2 separate regions of the Homo sapiens genome follow, and region 2 is linked to region 1. The links are chromatin contacts, found by Hi-C or POLR2A ChIA-PET in ENCODE. All regions are on one chromosome and are shown on one strand. The core of a region is the stretch at or near the end of the contact, and the rest is flanking DNA. Distances in the headings are between cores, read along the strand shown.

What was found. Hi-C counts contacts between places; a loop is a spot of excess contacts on that map. ChIA-PET counts read pairs that join two places held with the same protein, here RNA polymerase II (POLR2A).
Region 2: a loop to region 1 is called in a map of sigmoid colon, with 8 times the contacts of the local background. The contact joins the enhancer-like site here to the promoter of UBA5 in region 1. A Hi-C loop is called at or near these places in 1 of 168 maps with a recorded cell type or tissue (sigmoid colon). POLR2A ChIA-PET finds 5 or more read pairs at or near these places in 1 of 52 experiments (AG04449).

The regions. Positions count from the first base shown.
Region 1 is chr3:132,658,299-132,664,379 of GRCh38, reverse strand. It overlaps UBA5 (ubiquitin like modifier activating enzyme 5), which reads right to left and starts at 4,051. Exons shown (of 12, transcript NM_024818.6): 1 at 3,682-4,051. The coding sequence starts at 3,842. It overlaps ACAD11 (acyl-CoA dehydrogenase family member 11), which reads left to right and starts at 4,571. Exons shown (of 20, transcript NM_032169.5): 1 at 4,571-4,777. The coding sequence starts at 4,629. The region is part of intron 26 of NPHP3-ACAD11 (NPHP3-ACAD11 readthrough (NMD candidate)); the gene reads left to right. RefSeq lists enhancers at 3,456-3,735, 4,106-4,195, 3,731-4,269.
Region 2 is chr3:134,360,041-134,365,564 of GRCh38, reverse strand. It overlaps AMOTL2 (angiomotin like 2), which reads left to right. Exons shown (of 10, transcript NM_016201.4): 6 at 3,758-4,053; 7 at 5,152-5,459. Among named protein-coding and RNA genes, the nearest start is that of MIR6827, 5.1 kb to the left of the region's middle. RefSeq lists a silencer at 3,924-4,218 and an enhancer at 5,515-5,524. Within about 2 kb of position 1,269, at least 24 of the 41 ENCODE cell types and tissues checked have a DNase peak (open chromatin) inside an H3K27ac peak, as active enhancers do.

The DNA of each region.
Region 1 (6,081 bases), core at 2,802-5,301:
TCTTTATAAAAATGACAAAGCAAAGGGCATATAATTGTGGGAAGCTACACATATACTCTTAATCGATAGTTTAACTTGGTAAAGAAGTCTAAAGTTAGAATTGTCTTTCAACATTTTAAGGTATTGCTCCAGTGTCTCCTAGCTTGTAAAATTTCACAGTGTGCCTTAATGTGAATCTGTTCTCATCCCTTGTGCTGAGTTTTTAGTGGACTCTTTCAAAATGAAAACTCACATTTTCAGTTCTGGGAAATGTCCTTGAAGAATCTGGTTACTTCCTTGTTTGGTTTGTTTTTCCTGGACTATCTGGAACTCCTATTATTTGGAAGTTGAACCATCTGGATTTGTCCTTTATCTTCTTTCTCCAGTTATCTACTATTTTAGTTTTCTGCTCTATTCTCTGGATGATTTCTTTCAACTTTATTTTCCAACACTTCTATTAAGATTTTCATTTCTATTACCATCTCCATTTGCAAGAATTCCTGATCATCTAAATACTTTGCACCTTGTTCCTGTATCATTTGTACCATATCTTCTCTCATCTAAGGATACTAATGATAATTTAGGGGGATGTGTTTATCTTACATAGTCTATCCAAGTTGCTATTTTTATTTCTTTCATGTTAGAAGTTTCTTTCATCCTTTGTTCTGTTCATATTTAAGTGTGGGACACTAATAAAGGTAACAATATAGGCAATAACTGTTTGACTTTGGACTTCACTGTAGGGTCATCTGGCCAGACTATTTAGTTGAGAAACCCACAATGTCAGTGTCTTTCAGTCTTTCCTCTTGGCTCTATCAGATTCCCTAGAGAATAATCTTTCAAACTCCAACCTGAGTTGGAGTTCCAACCCCACGATCAGCTGTTGGAAGTGAAGAAGCAAGGCTGGGAGTCTCGACACTCAGTATGTAAGCATTTAGTTTACATTCAGTCACAGCATTCAGCATGTAAACAATCAGTTTACCCCTTCCTTCAGGTACAAAGACCTGCCCCAATTATTCTTGGAAATCTTCTATTTTACTCTTTCTAATGAAGAAATCTCTACTCTCCTCTTCTGGTAGGGAAGGAGTGTTTGCCCAGTTACCCACAGTGGAGTAGGGGATCTGGGGCTTTTGTTTCTTCAACAGATTTTCAACTGAAAGTTTTTTTTAGCCCTACCTGAAGTTCTGCAAGTACCTGTGCCTATTCCTGAGCCTTTTGGGGGATTCTTGCAATAAACTGGGTTGCGAGCTTAAGATTAAACTTCTCTGAATCTATTAAATCAGTTACCTTCACCCATCCCTTCTCTAGTTTCCAAATTGTTACTATAATCAAGTACAGGGACCCACCCCTCCCTATCAGTTATTAATACGAACCCTTTATATTTTCAATGGGAGTTTCTTTTAAAAAATTCCTTTACTGTCACTTTAGTGAGGTTGGGTAGAAAGTGATGGCAGATCCATCACAGGAATTTGCTATCCTTACCTTGATGCTCCCTTCAATCTTTAAATAATCTGAGAAGCATGGATGGCAACCCCCTTTTACAGATGAGGGAAACGGTTTGGGTTAATCAACTGCCCAAAATCAGCTAACTGGCAAGTGGTATTCTGAGCTGGGTTTCTGAGCCAGGATTTGATACCAGGTTTTCTAATCTCAAAGCCTCTCCAATTTTTCCACATGCTTATAACTATATTCCATAACACATAATTTTACGGTTACTTGTGTTTTTTAATATCCCACCTCCATGTAGTCTCTCAAACTGAAGCAAAAGTCAGGTGCTTTATATTTCTTTTGTATCTCTTGAAGCAATTAAAATGGTGTTGAACACATACATATCCCTTTCCTATAACCTTTTGTACTTTATCATAATTCAATAACCTGTACTTTATCAATAATAACACTGTACTTTATCATAATTCTTATCACCTGTACTGCAATGGCATGTTTACTTTTCTATTTATCTCACACTCATCTGGTAAGCTCTAGAGGGAAAAGACCATGTCTACTTTATATTCACAGTGTCTGCACACAATAAGTACTCAATACAAAGTAAATAATATTGTCAAGGAGGACTGGAGACAAAAATGTACTCAGTAAATATTTGCTGTATGAACAATTCAAAAAATTAAAGCTGAACTTTATTAAAATTCCATATATCAGTGAACAGCTTTGGGTATCAAACTGCCATCTCCTGTATAGCAATTTTAATAAAGTCAATGGTGCAAATCAGATAGAAAATACTACATATTTAGACTTGAGTTCTGAAAGTTTTGTTATAATTACAATGTCAAGGGATCATCTCATATTAAATAATGTCTGAAAGACAACTTAAATTCATGACCCATATTCCTCTGCTTTTCATTCTGGAGGGAAAATTTCAAAGTCTTCATTTGTAAAATTTTAAAATGTTTTAAAAATGTCAAATAGTTTCCACTTATTCTGATTAGAGATGTCAGTTCATGCTTATTTAATCTCTAAAAATTCTGGACCATTAACCGTTCATATTTGGCAACACAGTTAAAACAGTGCACCCTAAGACTTCTACTGCGGCTTTATATATCACAAACTAAAACCTTTTTTAAAAATCAAAACTGTTATGCTCTTTAAAGGAAAAAAGCAACAATAAAATCTTCCTTATCTACTTTAACACTATACAATTTTTAGCTACACGACTTAATTGTTTTTACTGGGGAGACGGTTCATGAGAATTTTACATTAAGACAAATCTAATGCAAGACAGGCCTTATTATTTACTACCAAGGCATGAACCTGAGGTGGCTCTCTAAGCCTCAATTTTCTCACTTATATAATGGGGGTAAAATAGTAGCAATCTCATAGGGTTTTGGTGGGAGGAGACAATGCATGTAAAGTGCTTACACAGTGAAAGCTCAATAACTGCTTGCTACTAAATGCACCTAGCAATAAAATCTTGTATAAGGCTTGCCATGTACAAGCGCTACTCTAAGACCTTTATACATACTGATTTTTTCAATCCCCACAACTATGACAGAGATAGATATTACTATTATCTTCATTGTACAGGTGAGAAGCTGAAGCGGAAAGTTTCACAACTTGCCAAAGGTTAGGCAGTTACGAAGAGAGTAGTTAGATTTGAATTGCAATCAGTCTGGCGGTAGAGTCCTTACCCTTAACCATTGCACTATATTCCATCTGCTGAATTGATAAGCTTTGTTAGGAAAGAAGAAAAGAGAGGCCTGGGCAGTCTTGGTAATGTCGAATGGTTTGAGATGTTAAGGAGCACCCGAATATCTCAGAATAGAGCTAACCCCGCTCTCCCCCGCCCCGACCCCATTTAAGATGCATTGATAAGCCTTTAATGAAACTCAAAGTTTACCTTAGCAGGTTTAATATTTGATCTCATCTTCTGAAAGTTCTTACTATCAGTCTTATACACAGCGAGGCGGACTAATTAAGAGGCAAGGGTGATAGGAAACTGGACACACGTCCTCAGCAGGCACAGGAGCAGCACCATATGGCTGACTCACTGGAGGTTTTTAAAAAAGAGAAAGAATATCTTCCGATCAGTACTAAGATGTGGCCTTGCCCATTTGGGAACAGGATTCGCAGACCAAGAAAAGGGTGGCGGGCGTCCCCATGAGCGGGACGTGGGAAGCGCCTCACTTCTGACCTCACGGAGCCTGACCTCGTCCCCCGCGCCTGCCTCCGACCGGCGACGCAGGTTACCTGTAGGGATTCGAATCCACCACCTCTGAGCTCATCTTCTCGATGCGGACCCGGCCGCCCCCTCCGTCGCCGCTCCTCGGGACCTGCAGACTCCTCTCCTGGGCAAGTTCCCGCTCCAGCTCCTGGACCCGCTGCTGCAGGCGCTCCACAGACTCCGCCATGGCTGGGACTCCGGCCGCCAACGCTCCCAGCCCGGGCCTTCGCCGCCGCCTTCGCCCCACGTTGCTCGGCTGGGCCCGCGAGGGGTACGTGGGGAGGCACCTCGCCGCTGCCTTCCTAGCCCAGAGCCCTGGGGACGTGCACCCAGCGCCTCACAGACAGACACGTCTCCGAGACTCCCACAGGCCTTCCTCGGAGCCGCTTCCGGTGCGTCGCAGACATCGCTCCCCCTCATCAAAAACCTGGCTCTTTCGGCTTCCTTCCTCGCTGGGCCGGCTAAACCCGGCCGCAGCAGCACCGGGGTGATAAGTGTCCAGGGCAGGAGGCCAGCGATGTTGCCTTGCTAACCGGGTATCTAAGAGAAACAGGGTCTTTTTATTCTTAGGCTCGACAGTCTGACGGCCCTTTTTCTGAACGGGACCCTGCAGGTCTTCCGCCTGCTGTTGCATTAAATTTGGGGGTGGAAGAGGCTTCTGCGTTGTTCCTTACCCGCAACGATGACCATGGCTTTGCCTTCTTTAAAATTGAGGCCTCCAACTCTGACGCTGACTGGAGAATTGAAACCCGAACACACATTGGGCTCTTTTGGCACTTGACTAGAGCTAAAACCTCGGGATTCAGCGGGCAAGCGTTGCTCAGCAACGGCGCGTAGGCTGTGTGCGGTTGGCTGGAGCCAGACCCCACCCCGGCCTCGGCCCATGCTCTAGAGGGGACGTTGCCCCAATCCTGAAGGACTTCGGCACTCGAGACCTGTGGATGCCGCGTTGCTGTGGCCTGCGGGGGTGATCATGAAGCCAGGTGCTACTGGCGAGTCCGATTTGGCCGAAGTGCTGCCCCAGCACAAGTTCGACAGCAAGTCCCTGGAGGCCTACCTAAACCAGCACTTGTCTGGCTTTGGGGCCGAACGTGAGGCTACGCTGACCATTGCCCAGTACAGGTATGGATGTCAGCCTTTGCCTCCAGCGGAAAAAAATTTGTACATTGAGTTTTCCTTCCTTTGGCCCTGGGTGGTTTCCTAAGTTTCTCCCACCCTGATTGCTTTTCCTGCAGTCAGTGGACGCACCCTACAGGCATGAGCTGCTATTGCCGGCCCTCCGAATTCGATGCTGGGGGCTTCCCAATTGGAGGGCGGTAATGGAAGCGCAATAACGTTCACCATTCTACTATCCAAAGGAATCTTTGTTAAAGGATGGATTTATGTCCCTTGAGGATTCACCAAGGCAATTAAGGCTACAAATTCTGAGAAATAGATGCCTTCTTTTGTGATACAGCCATTAGATCTTTTTCTGAGAAGCTGGTGTAATTCCGTTTGATTGGCCGTATTCCGGGAGGCTGAGTTAATGACACCAGATGGAGGATCCGAATTCGAGTACTAGCTTTTCCACTTAGGAGGTCACAGCACCACTTTGGGCCTCAGGTTTTTTGAAGTGAGGTAATGGAACTGAGTGAGAGGATCCTGAGAGTAGCGTTCCCCACCGGGAATCTGGCTTTAGTCTGATGTTTTACAATAGATAATACATTCTTAAAACTTTATTCTAAAAATAACATTGTTACTAATACAGGGCTACAGAAAGAGTCCTATCATTCAGAAAACTGGATCTGTCACTTGCTGTCTGGGAGTTTAAATATGTTACATAAACACTCTGAGAACTAGTTTCCTAAGTTGTAATACCTATTTTGATTAGTCTTATTAATGAAATGAAATACCGTAATATAGGTGAAAGGGCGTAAAAATTGCAACAACATAGTGTGCTAGTGGTATTTTATCACTAGCATTTATATTCTTTGACTACTGATTTTGGTGAAAATGAAAATAATAATAAATGAGATGGATCAGGGAACATTTTAGGGTGTAGAATTTAAAGGTCCCATGTCCCAATAGATATTGGAAGATGAAGGGAAAGGTGGAATAAAGAATAGCTGAGATTTCTAGGCTAGAAGCCTTGTGTTGTAACAAACTGAAACAGATCAAAGTTCAAATTTCAACTATTTCAATTGCTGTGGAATTTGGACAAGTTACCCTTTGAACATCTAGTCCTGCTTTGGCAAAAAGGAGATAGTAACGTTCATATTGTAGGAGTGTTGAAGAGGTACATAACTGAAAGATACTTAATTCTGAACCAAGCTGAATGTTAAACCATAACCGTGTTCAAAAAATGAAATTAGTTGTAAATTAGTTGTGGTATAAAAATTGCTTCCAGAAATGTTGTATAAGCTTGGTTTAATAAATATATATGGAAC
Region 2 (5,524 bases), core at 20-2,519, 1.7 Mb before region 1:
TGATTTGCTGAGCTTCGGTGCTGACCACCAGTGCAGTGCATTGGGCAGTGCGGGAGGCAAGGTAGCCCTGAAGACAGATGAGGTGAAGGAGAAGGACAGGTCTGAGAGCTTCCCAGGGAGTTCCTGGCAACAGAAAGGTCGGGAGTGTGCAATGGGAATGTGAGAGGTAGGGGGGCATGGTGGAGCTGAGCCATAGCAAGCCAAGTGGAGGCATCTGAGGCAGCCAAAAATGGGATCCTAGACCTTAACCAACAGATGCATTCTAAACGGGGCGGTCTAAGCATCCTTGAAGAATGGGCAAGTTCATTGACTAGTCCATTTATTCATTCATTAGCAGATGTGTTTTAAGCAACTGGCAGATGTTCAAGAGAGAATGGGAGCAGGCCCAGGAAGGTACCATGGCAGGGAGGTCAGGAAGGAAGTGGTGAGCTTAAGAAAGGAGCAGGTTCCCACAGATGCAAAAGAACAACGGGGGTGGCCCTAGAAACCGGTGATTAGGAGCCCCGGTGGCCTGAGAGAGGGGCTCTGTGGGGATGGCAGGGGTGGAGAGCCAGCCAGAGGTGAAGGAGCTATTGGGCAGTTCAAGAGGTACATGGGGTGGGTGGCAAAGGGAGCCCTGAGCTCAGCAGCAGGAGGCTCTAGCAATCAGAAGAGACTAAGAACAGTTATTTATTGAGCTCCTACTAGGAGCTTTAGTGCTGTTCAAGGTGTTTGCAGAGAAGTGGAATGGGAGTGGTTGGTAGCTGGGTAAACATGGCTTTGAGTCTTCACAGGAACCCTACTGTGAATGGCACAAAGGGTAGTGTGGGGTGCAGAAATGGAGGAGCAGCTTGAGGACTTAGCTCTGGCTGGCAGCACCCCTATCTTCCTTCAAAGAGGGTTCAAAGACTAGGGCAGGGAATGGGGGAACACAGCACTGAAGGAATTGACAGGGTGGGGCAGGAGGTAGGCTGGTCTCTTCTGGCTGGGTGGGGTGAGATGGCAGCGGCTTAAGGTCTCTGGGAAGGAGTCAAAGGGAAGGAGGGAGAAAGGGGAGGGGGCAGCCCTGGGGTTTCCCTGAGGAGTCTGGGGAGGAGAAGCTGCAAGGGCACGGCAGATTAGGGTGCCTGTGGAGGAAGGCGGACTTCTGGAGCCTGACTCTGCCAAAGAAAGGAAGCCATGGGGCGGGTTTCTGGGAGCTTGCTAGTGGGTGAGAAGAGGGGGGCCGGCCGGGAGGCGTTTCCGCTCCCCGGGGAGCGAGTGAGCGCCGAGCTGTTCTTGGCTCCTCGCTGGAGCCATTAATCTTGCAGCCGCGGGTGACCTGGATGCCTGGCATTCCAGAGCCGCGAGCTGTTCCGCTCCCGGCCCGCCCCCCGCCGCTCCCTCCCGTGCGCGCTGCCTGGCGCCCTTCGCCCGGCTTTGGGAGGAGGGAGGGTGAGCACAAAGGGAGCCTGGAACGTGGAGGTGGGGGCTCGCTCGCTGCCCAAGGCGCATCCCGGGTCCCGTCGGCGCCTCGCCTGCCTTCCTGCCCTCCTCCGCTGGCCTTCGGGCGTCCTCTTCCCACCCGCACCCAGACCACTTATTTCTTACTAAGGAGCTCTCCTTCCCGAGATCCCGCAGGCCCAAGGTTTTATCAGGGTCCTGTTGGTAGGGGATGGCCAGAGCTCAAAGCCTCCCAGCCCCCACCAGGGCCTTAGAGGTTGGACAAGGCTGCAGGAAGCTTCTGGAAGCAGAGGGCTGGGTCCTCCGGCCCCTTCCTCCCCCAGGGCTGAGGAAACCCAAGCAGCTCTTCCTTGCTCCCTAGTAGCTATTGCAAAGGGAGGTGTCTGATTGACCTCCCTTTTATCTGGGGTCAGTCAACACTAGGAAAGTGTGGCCATTATCACCAATGCCATCTGCTTTTCCTCCTAGGCAAGCCACGCAGCCCCCCAGCACTGCCCTTCTGGCCCTTCTAGGCCAGCAGTGCCCCCTGGGGATCTGGCCTTGAGGCCTGAGGCTGGCCTGTTAGCTCCACCCCCTTGGGAATATTTCTTCTCTCCCTGCGCCCCAGATTCTCCAGCTATAAGATGAGACAGAGTCCTTCCCCACAGAGTCATGCTAAGGCTGAAATGAGATGCAGGCCCTGGGCAAACTGAACGCACAGGTGGACTAGGGGAGGGTCCTCCCTGCCTGAGTCCCAACCTGGCTGCCCCTCCTCAATGGATGTTAACACCCCACTCAATGGATGTTAAGCCAGCGAAGTATGAACACATCCGTTTCAATATTATTGGACTTCCTCGTATTTTCCTCCATGCCACAGAATGATACCATCCTGGGCTCAGCCTTCAAACATCCAAAATGAATCAAGAGCTAACCTGAGTTGCCTCTGTGTCCTCCCTGCCCTGCCCCAGGGACCTGAGTAAATGAATCCTCCCTTCCACATGCCAAGGTCTCAAGCCTTCACCCTTCTGTTCCAGAACTTGCACTGTCCTATATGATAGGTACTTAGCTGCATGTGGCCCAAAGATTGAAATTAATGAAAATAAATTAAATTTAAAATTCAGTTCTCCCATCTTACTAGCCACATTTCCAGTCCTCAGTGGCACGTGTGTCTAGTAGCCACTGCATTGGAGGGTGCCGTATAGAACAATTCCACTCTGGCAGAAAATTCCACTGAATCAGAATGCTGTTCTAGAGACAGTGCCTTTAGGTTCATTAGCGGGAGCCCATAGCCCTGCCCCCCACCTGCTCTCCAGCAAGGTAGGCAGCTGACCTGCTCCTCAGGGGGCAGCCTGGGACTCTCAAGGGGCAGGTGCCTGGGAGGTGGATTTAAGGCTAGAACATCAGATGGAGGGCTCTGTGGTCTGGCTTGGGCTTCTCCTGGCCCTATGGAGAGGGCCTCTGAGCAGTTTCTTTGGGCAATTAACAAAATGATTTAAAAGTCAGGATAGCTTGACCCTTACACACTAATCTTTGGGCCATAGTCATTTTCACTGTACTGCAGACTTTGCATTTCCTTCTGAGCCTGGTTGCTTACATCTCAGTGTTCTTTTCAGACCATGGAAGGAAATGTAGCCCTCAACGGACCTCTCGGCCTGGGTCTGCAGAAGGAGCCCCAGAGCTCTGGGTGGCCTATAAGTACAAACGCCTCACCATGTAGCCAGAGGCAGCCTGGGCCTTTGTAGTGTGGCCAACTGGGGTTTCCATTTGGCAGCACCATTCACCTCCTATGTTTCTCCCCTATAAGTTGGGGATCCCAAATCCTCCCTGGAGGGGCTGGAGGATTCGTGGAATAAGATGTGTAAGGGCCTGGTGTGCCGACAGCCGATGGTGGTTCTGTTCCCCCTTCTTTCATTCTCCCACTGGAAGGAGGACCATGTCACAGCCTACCTGAGTCTCTATTTTCTCATCTGTACATGGGCATCACAGTTCCTACCTCAACAGTCTCGAGCCGTCACAAGGTTCAAGGGATATTGTGGATGTGTTTTAGACATGGTGCCCCTGGCACAAGTGGATGGTGTTTGGGGCTGTCCCATGGCAGTATGTCCCAGTAGAAAGGCAGGGTAGCCCAGTTGTTACTGCAAGGGTCCTGGAATTGGGCTCTGTCATTTACTCCTGACTTAACATGAGCCTTGGTTTCTTCTTCCATGAAACAGGGTTAATAGTGGTACCTTATTCCTGTTATTTTTGAGAGAATGAGAAGCAACTGTGCTCATCCAGTGGTCAGCACTGAGCCCAGGAGGCAATGGGGCCAGCCAACGTGGTCACTGTCACTGATCAAGCCTCTTTCTCCCTACAGGCTACGAACAGCAGCAGGAGCAAGAGAAGCTGGAGCGAGAGATGGCACTGCTGCGCGGCGCCATCGAGGACCAGCGGCGGCGTGCCGAGCTGCTGGAGCAGGCTCTGGGCAATGCGCAGGGCCGGGCAGCTCGAGCCGAAGAGGAGCTGCGCAAGAAGCAGGCCTATGTGGAGAAAGTGGAGCGGCTGCAGCAGGCGCTCGGGCAGCTGCAGGCAGCCTGTGAGAAGCGGGAGCAGCTGGAGCTGCGTCTGCGGACTCGCCTGGAGCAGGAACTCAAGGCCCTGCGTGCACAGCAGGTGAGCTGAGAAAGTCTCCAGGCTAGGGCAGCATCTGAGGATGTTGGCTTCCCTTCCTCCTCGGGGACTGTAGGTTTGGAGGCCAGGGCTGAGGCCCCGGGAGCCCCTGCTTAGATCTAGGCTGCAGGCCCGTTGGAAGGCGGCGAGGATGATTGCTCTCTGCTCCACCTTTGCTGCGTGCTCCCTTCCACTCGTTGTCTTAGTAGAGGCCCTGCCACCTGGCCCATGTCCAGCCTCGGGGGACTCCTGTCCTCGGCAGCAGCAGGGCTAGTTGTCCTTGACCTCTAGAGAAAGTAAGTCAGGAACCTGGATATAGAAGGCCTGCGAGCTTTTTTTTTTTTGAGATGGAATCTCATTCTGTCGCCCAGGCTGGAGTGCAGTGGCGCGAACGCTCACTGCAACTTCCACCTCCCAGGTTCAAGCCATTCTCTTGCCTCAGCCTCCCGAGTAGCTGAGACTACAGGCGTGCGCCACCACGCCCAGCTAATTTTTGTATTTTTAGTAGAGATGAGGTTTCACCATATTGGCCAGGCTGGTCTTGAACCCCTGACCTCACGTGGTCCGCCGACCTTGGCCTCCCAAAGTGCTGGGATTACAGGCATGAGCCACTGCGTCTGGCCACCAGCCAGCTTTTATATGCCTCCCCAAGATTGGGAGGAAAGATGGTTGTCCAGATCCACTGTGCTTAGCCTCACTTCGGACTTCTGTGTAAACAACTCTTGGTGTTTACAAACCAAATAGAGTTATTTCTCCACTCCCAAACCTACCCTTGCCACAGAGGTAGTGTGACTGAACCCCCTGGTTTGCCCAGTTCTGTTCTAATGTACACCAGTTTTCCCAGTATAATTATTGATAGCACCCCCTTTGCCAGTTTGGAGGATTATCTGTCTGGTCTCTATGCCCTTGCCCTAGGATTCAGGGCAGGGGTATGGGGACCTGTGCTGTATCCCCATTTCGGTAGAGGAAGGATGGGGAAATGTATGCTGTGTATGGCTGAACACGTACATGTACAAGTGACAGTCGTGTGGAGGCGAAGACCAGTGGCTGCCACACCCCAACCTGCACCCTTGACCACGGTCTCTACTCCTTGCTCTGCAGAGACAGGCAGGTGCCCCAGGTGGTAGCAGTGGCAGTGGTGGGTCTCCAGAGCTCAGCGCCCTGCGACTGTCAGAACAACTGCGAGAGAAGGAGGAGCAGATCCTGGCGCTGGAGGCCGACATGACCAAGTGGGAGCAGAAGTATTTGGAGGAACGTGCCATGAGGCAGTTTGCCATGGATGCGGCTGCCACGGCTGCTGCTCAGCGTGACACCACTCTCATCCGACATTCCCCCCAGCCCTCACCCAGCAGCAGCTTCAATGAGGGTCTGCTCACTGGTGGCCACAGGCATCAGGAGATGGAAAGCAGGTTCGGCATTGCAGGCCAGGCACCTGAGGTTGGGGGGGTGGGTGGCAATGTCCAGTCACTGCCCT